Linked DNA regions of Homo sapiens: all the other regions are linked to region 1. A link is an interaction called in ENCODE POLR2A ChIA-PET data of the cell type or tissue named here. Cell type or tissue: MCF 10A. All regions are shown on one strand.

Evidence for each region. Peaks named below come from ENCODE experiments on the same cell type or tissue, not always from the same donor. Only the 100,000 strongest peaks of a DNase experiment are listed, where the experiment ranks them.
Region 2: POLR2A ChIA-PET joins it to region 1 with 5 read pairs; 3 of 35 experiments call an interaction of 5 or more read pairs at or near these places.
Region 3: POLR2A ChIA-PET joins it to region 1 with 6 read pairs; 2 of 35 experiments call an interaction of 5 or more read pairs at or near these places.

What each region holds. Positions count from the first base shown.
Region 1 is chr7:80,882,706-80,885,205 of GRCh38, reverse strand. All of the region lies in intron 2 of SEMA3C (semaphorin 3C), which reads left to right. Among named protein-coding and RNA genes, the nearest start is that of SEMA3C, 35 kb to the left of the region's middle. RefSeq lists an enhancer at 710-1,909. In MCF 10A, no CTCF peak of the experiment used is centred here; a DNase peak (open chromatin) is centred at 1,515.
Region 2 is chr7:80,800,046-80,802,545 of GRCh38, reverse strand. SEMA3C (semaphorin 3C) reads left to right here. Exons shown (of 18, transcript NM_006379.5): 10 at 1,720-1,789. Among named protein-coding and RNA genes, the nearest start is that of SEMA3C, 120 kb to the left of the region's middle. In MCF 10A, no CTCF peak of the experiment used is centred here; no DNase peak of the experiment used is centred here.
Region 3 is chr7:81,172,650-81,175,149 of GRCh38, reverse strand. No RefSeq gene overlaps it. Among named protein-coding and RNA genes, the nearest start is that of SEMA3C, 250 kb to the right of the region's middle. In MCF 10A, no CTCF peak of the experiment used is centred here; a DNase peak (open chromatin) is centred at 1,059.

The DNA.
Region 1 (2,500 bases):
TTCAGACATCAGGTGATACTCTGCTTCAGAAACAATATATTGGGAAAAATCCTGAGTTGCAAAACTATTAAACCAGTTAACACGTTTAATTATAAGAATTGTCTTTCTTGTCTCATTCTAAAGAGAAATGTCATCACAAAACGATAATCTTATGAAAGCTTTCAAGTACAAGGATTTCATAAAAAGAATGAATTCTACTCAACAGTAAAATATTTTGCTTGTACTTTGTGGGAACCAAATATTTTTAGAAGATTTTTTAAGAGCATCTAATCTGTATTTTTAAAATGCCGGTACTGGCCTTAATGTTTATTATTCTCCAGTTCTTTACACAGTGTTCCTACACCGTCAACATATTATCACAACCTGGTTTTTGATTTGTTATCACAATCTTGTGACCTTTAAGCAGAAATTTATGGTGTACATCAAAGCAGTAATAAACACATAAAGAAATTCTTCTACAAAGAAACAGTCACTTTACTATTTCTGCTGAACATGTGTTTAGAGTTTACATCTTGGTTACCTTGCACTAGCTTCCATGGCAGACAAAGCCGTTGTTTGTATGAGAGTGAACTGCTTACATTCTCGCATCAACACTTTCCCTCAAAAGCTGAAGTTTCCCTCTGCTTGCCTCTTCTGTTTAGACTGATGGAAAATATTTGCTACTTATCTTCACTACAGAATTGTCAATACAGAAGTCTGTAAAAAGTTTCATTAATTTATTCATCCTTTTGAATCATAGGAGTCTTTTAAAAAAATCGGATATATTTACAGAGTATCTAATGTTTGATAAGTTAGTTATGAGGGTCTCACATTTTTGTAGCGGTTAGGAAGAGACAATGTAGTTAAAAGTCCTCTATGTTAGAGTCAAGAAACTTGTTCTTGATGCTTTCACTAAGAGACTCATGATTTTGGACTAATCTCAATTTTGAGATTACCTATAAAATGTGGAAATTCAGATGGATAGTTATGTCTTAAATATTTCACATCTTTTAGGAGAAACAAGTTGATTGTATGAGATTTCATTTACATCTGTCTGCATATAAAATCGGGTAAATTTCTTGGGCTTTCACTTTTTTTATAACAATAAAATGAAAATGAGCTTATTAATAGATTAGAATTAAAATTCAAAACTAATGCAATTCAAAGAAAATGTACCATGTTAACAAGTATTTTTGCCAAAATGGAATTTCTGCTCATAAAGTGGCCATGACAGTGACTTAAACCCTAGATGTTAGGAAACGACCTCTTGGATTTATCACAGTGCCTCACTCTTAGTTCAGACTCTTAAAAACATTTCTTGTGGGAAGTAATGACTGCTAAGTAAAAATGAAAGTTGAGCAATGATTCTTGTGAATTATGAGTTAATTAATGGTATGACTGCATTTTGTTGAAGTCTCATGATTTAAAGATGTGCTCATTTTTTTTGCTCATGATTTAAAGATGTGCTTTGATACTCTGAAGGACCAAAGGGCAGTGAATCACTGTAAAGCTGCTTTTGAAACATGCCTTAGGGCAAATTGTGAGCCTTCATTTGTGTCCAGAATGGAAGGAACAGCAAGAAGCATGGGTGAGTCATAGGACAAAAACACAAAATGTCATTCCAAAGACAGGGTGGTGACCTTATGTCTGAGTATGCAAAAATCCAACTGGGGAAGTAAGAGGCCTGATCTTAAAAGTTCATGTATTAAGGGAAAACCCATACTTTTATCTTAGGAGATTATGATTATATAATTAGTTTTGTTTGATAATTCAGATGAGTTACCTCTGATTCAGTTTGAAAGTATCCCAGATCAAGCACAGTTCAAACACAGACACTCCTGGGACTGGTTCTGCTTTTTGTGATTGGAATAAGGGGTCCTGCTAAGGTGTGTGCTTCTGTCCTCAGATTTGGAACAGAATCTAAATTCCATGTGTGACGTAACCTGCTTAGTCACAAGCAACATTTTCAGACCCCTTTCCTTTAATTTTAGAAGGAGGCTGTTGATTTGGTATAATTATTTGTTAATGAATGCATTTTGTGTTCATTGCTAAGTATAAAAAAAGCACATATAGGATAGCTTGTGGCGTATTAACAAATGCTTGAGAGATAAAATATAAAGGTATATAACAGTAAAACATGAAAGAAGTCATTCAAAGCAATTTACCTAATGAAAGAGAGAGAACGTGTTTCCTCAGAGATTCAGGTGTATCTCATGGCATCCTCTTTTGTATCTTTCAGGTGTATTTACCTTTAGTTTGTTGTTGTTGTTGTTGTTGTTGTTATATAAGAGGGTTTAGGTAAATGTCACTTTCTGATAGGAGCCTCCTCATCAGGACCTTTTCTTTTTTAAATTTTCATATGTCTATTTTTATGTGAAAACTGTCCAAATAAAATATTTATATATAAAAGTTTTCCACATAACTCTAAAAGGGTTCTATTTGATGTCTTTACTGTATTATAGGACTTACAAAAAGAAAAGAAAAAGAATATATCCAATTAAAACAAGAAAGAACTCTTGAA
Region 2 (2,500 bases), 83 kb after region 1:
TTAAAATAATTATCTAGATACTGTTCATAAATTTTCTTAAGTATTTTGTAATCTGTTACGCCCATGAGTGCACTGCTGAAACATTTAGCTCATTGAATTCACCATAATATATGAATGAATGTGTGTGTTTGGGGGTGTAACTTGTATAATGTGTGTATAGGTAATGATATGTTTGTGTTTTTATAAATGAATATTTATTTCATGTATATTAGAATATCTAATATTCTGATTTTGTGTGAAAATACAGCTATATATTTTTACTATTGTAGCTAATGGACAGGATAGAGTTTGGATGGAAAAAAGTGTCAGAGTAGAAATTTGGAGACTTGTGTTCCCTTCTTAGTTCTGCTTGGTGACTCTGAGATTAGATATTCTCAATGTGACATGAGGAGGCTTACACTTTCCAGGTCGAATAAGGACTGACAGTCTGATTCCCTCTGCCAAGGAACAGTTTTTTTATTTTTTTAATCTGAATATCCCAGGGCACATCATATTTACTAAATGTCATTTGTAAATGACTTTTCTTTCACCTTAATTCATTAGAAGGTAAAATAATGGTCATTCTCAGATTTTGAGACAGGTGATAAGTTATAAATCTGTGTTACCATGTGGAAAAAATTTACTGATTCTAATAGTAATGAACTATATCGTTCTTCTGATCAAAAACCATTATGTTGATTATGGAACAAAAGTTTCTAGATAAGCTTTTCTAGAGAAAAGTTCTAAGTATCATTTTGTGAAACAGGCTACTTGCTCATTCTACTCCCCTGAATGTTTGGGAATATATTTTATGTTTCAGTCTTTCTTTTTTTTTTAGGGAGAGCTAGACATTGTCAGCCTTTATTCACATATGGAAGGACTAGTGATTGTTAATTTGTTGTTTGAGTGGTTATAAATTTATTGCTTATGAGGTCATTTAAATTCATTTTTAATTTAAAATAAATACATATTTCTTTGTGTTTCTCAGTAATAATTCTGTTAGCAAGATTGTCACTATGTCTGGGCCTTTCATATAATCATGGCAATTGATTATTAATTGGAGTTTTCTATCAGAAATCTACTTTCATATTCTGTTATTTATCACTTCACTGTGCATACTTTTGTTTTTGCCTTACTACACTTTAAACATCTTTTTGTTAGAGGAGCTATCATTAAATAAAAGTATCACTAGCAATTTTGACCATATGCCACAAAAAGTTCTATTTGATGGTAAGATGAGTTACCGTGAAAAAGTTTTATTCCATCTTCCAGCTCCTAAGATTAGATCAAAAAGAAATTGAGATTTGTAATTTTTTTAATTAAAACAGTAATATATTAACATTAAAGGATATTTAGAAAGAAGCACCAGAATATTTCTACAGCTTTGCCTCTTGTAACACTCACTGTTAATCTTATTCTTATATTCTGATGGATATTTTTAAGGTTAATATGGTTCTAGTCCATATTATGTAATATATCATTGTACTTTTTCCCCATAATATTATTTTACTAGCATGGTTTTCACAAGGATACAAAATTTTCATAAATTCCATTAGTATCTGTATTAATTTAATTTAATTTAGTGTTTCTATCATTATTTGTTTCCAAATTACCATAATGGTACAGGAATATCTTTTTGCAGAGTACTTTTCAGAGTTGAAATTATTTTCTTAGGGTAAATTTTTCAAAACAAAGAAGTTAATATTTAGAAACTTTAAAAGAATATTTTCCTTTTTATAGAGGATGTGTTTCTGCTGGAAACTGATAACCCGAGGACAACACTAGTGTATGGCATTTTTACAACATCAAGGTAATTATTCAACAGTTACATTTTATGAGTTAAACAATAAACTTCATGGAGTAACAGTAATTATTATAAAAGCATTCTTCTCTGCAACTTTTAATTTTACATGTCATTTGGGATGTAATCCTTCCATTTTATTTACTTTTGCCTGATTACCAAAATATATTGGAGCTAAACTAATGCTTTCCAAATACTTTTGTAGAGAGTATTTGTAATGATTGCATGATATTTTTATCAAACAAATCAAAATAATGAATTATAATGTAGGAAAAAATACGTGATTTTTTCAATAAAATAATTTGAGCACTTGTGAGCAAATAAAACTTTTGGCATTTTTTTGGTTGCTGTTATCAGAGGTAATAAATGTTTATCACCTGGATTGTAGTGACAGTAACACAAGTGTATACATATGTCTGAACTTACGACATTGTATACATTAATTAATTGTGTACAGTATTTTTTTGTATACCAATTATACCTTAGGAAAGCTGGAAACAATTACGCATTTCAGTAAAAATACTTTTTACTTCTGAAGTAAAGTGATGACTATTTAGGACCTGACAAAACACTGAACCAATGTTCTTTTTCTGTCTTTTTTTTTTTTTTTTTTGAGATGGAGTCTCGCTCTGTTGCCCAGGCTGGAGTGCAGTGGTGCGATCTCGGCTCACTGCAAGCTCCGCCTCTGGGGTTCATGCCGTTCTCCTGCCTCAGCCTCCC
Region 3 (2,500 bases), 290 kb before region 1:
GCATTTTAGCAAGTATTTACATTTCTATTTTTTAAACTCTTGTGTATTTGAAGAAAAAATTTAATCCACAAGTTTCTAAATAACTTGTCTGTAACGCAACAAAATATTTTATAAGAACAACCATCATCCAAAATAGCACATTTTGTTCTTTGCATTAGTGGGTTTATAAAAGAAATTTATATATTATCTTACAAAAATTGATTAGAGACTCAAATTATCTTTAGTTCAGTAGAGTTCTAAATTGAAAATAACACATTGAAATGAATGAAATAAGCCTTTTATTCTGAGGGGAGGGAAGTGATACCATGATACATCTATATTGAATCTAAACTTTCTTTTTTTCACTTATTGGTTTAATGAAAGTGACATTTCTGCTATGTTATTTACTTTCTGCAGTGCTATGGTAGTTACATAATTTCAGAGAAAACTATTCACATTATCATCTACAGAAATTGCACTGGAGTTGTATACTGCATAACCTAAGACATCCTGAAGTCTATACCCAGGACAACCAAACAACTCCAATTCTAATTCAGTGTAAAATAGTAATGAATTTTATTTCAGACTAAATTTGCTTTTCTAATAAATAGTACTATAATTAAATACACTAACAAATAAATGAATAACAAATTATGACAGATATTACAAAAGATTTGGGGCTATTTCAAATTAATGTTTTTTTAAAAATTCAGTACCAAAGACAGTGTAGATTTTTTTACTCTTAGGCTCTTGGGAAGGATGTAAAGAAAACGAGTAACAGAAGGATTATTGACCTCATGCAGGAACTCTTTTCATTTCAGGCAAATAAGGAGTTTTACCTTATTGTTCTAAAGTGTGCTGAAAGAGAAGTCAAGAAATTCCACAGAAAATCCTTTTAGTCATAGACTGAACTTTAACCACCGAACTGTTTTTCATTGTTCTCTAAGAGAGGGAGAAACAGAATGTTGAGTAAATTCTAATTGCATCAGGAGAGCCTTCTTTTTCTTGGTGTTTGTTTTCTTTGGCTGGTAATGCACAGCTTCTTGTGGAAAATAAATCCCTTGGTAGTGTTTGTCTTTCTTGTAGGTGTGTGGGACTAGTATTTGGCTCAAAAGCAAGTTCAAACCAAATCAAGAGTTCCACCGTGTGTGATGAACCCAGGCAGCCTTCACCTTGAACATAAAGAATGTGGTCCATCCGTTCAACTGGCCTTTTCAGGATTTCACTAGCGGTGCATGCAGAAATCCATCACAAAGGAATGCAGCACTTCATTTGACATGGATTCTTGCCCAGAAACTTAGTAAAACCTCAGTCCAGCCATTTACTCAGGAGCGTGTTTGATAAGATACGGGTATTAGTAAATATGAAAGGAAGCTAGGGAAGTTAAGCCTACCCGGAACTGCTTAACCGACTTTCCCTCAGTGTATACCTTCCCTGTAAATCACATTACATTGCTTCAAGTATTAAAAGTAAAATTAGCAACCACTAGAACTAATCTTGAACACAAATAATGGTATGTAGACTAACAATGAAAATAGGAGACATGTGAAAGTAAATGAAACTCCAGGGTTTCTCTGGTTTTAAAAATGTATATTTCCAGATTCACAAAACATATCCTCATATGGAGACAAAAGCTCCAACGTGGCAGTGAAACAATGAAAATATTTTAAGTGCATGATAAATTGGAAATATAAAGAAGGGAACATTTGGAATACCACGAATCCACATATGGGATTTCATGTGTGATTACACATAGGTATGAAAATGGGAAAAGAGACAGAGCCAAACTATTTTAAGATGACCTAGCCATGATGTGCAAAAAATAAGCTTAATAATATAATAATAAAAGTTGTATGTAATACTTTCCTTTCATTCAGTAAATATTATTTTATATAGGAAGTTCATTTTATAATACATGTCAAGCCATAGGGGTGAGATAGGAAGGAGGCACATTTATGGCCTTCATTATTAAGCCATATGAGGGATAAGTTTAGAAAACAAAACAACCTGGGCAAGATATAAATTGGCTATAGGTAGGTCATAGATATTTATGTTTCTTGTTAAAATATATATGATACAAGGAATTCATAGGTTTCATCCTCTGGCTTAAGATTGTGATTACCTATTCATGTGGGAAAAGTTCTTCTTAATGTATAGGAAAAAAGGTTCTGATACATAGAATATCCTTTGTTCCATTTTTGAATTGATAGTGCAATTGGTTAGGAAATAACACACAGGAAGACTAGAGAACCTAGGTATTTTACAAAGTTTTAAAGAGAGAGCTCTTGGTCTTCTTGGGAGGGTCTCAAGGATCTGCTTTTCATTGTTGTGTTGTTTGTTCATGTAATGTGTGCTGCTTGCCTTGGTTTGAGCATGTTTCTATAGCAAAGCAGAATTCCAATGGGATTGGGTGAAAGAAGAACCCCTAAGTTATGGCTGGTTTTCCCAGAACCAGTTTCTTTTTTTTTTTTTTTTTTTTTTTTTTTTTTTTTTTTTTTGAGACGGAGTCTCGCTCTGTCGC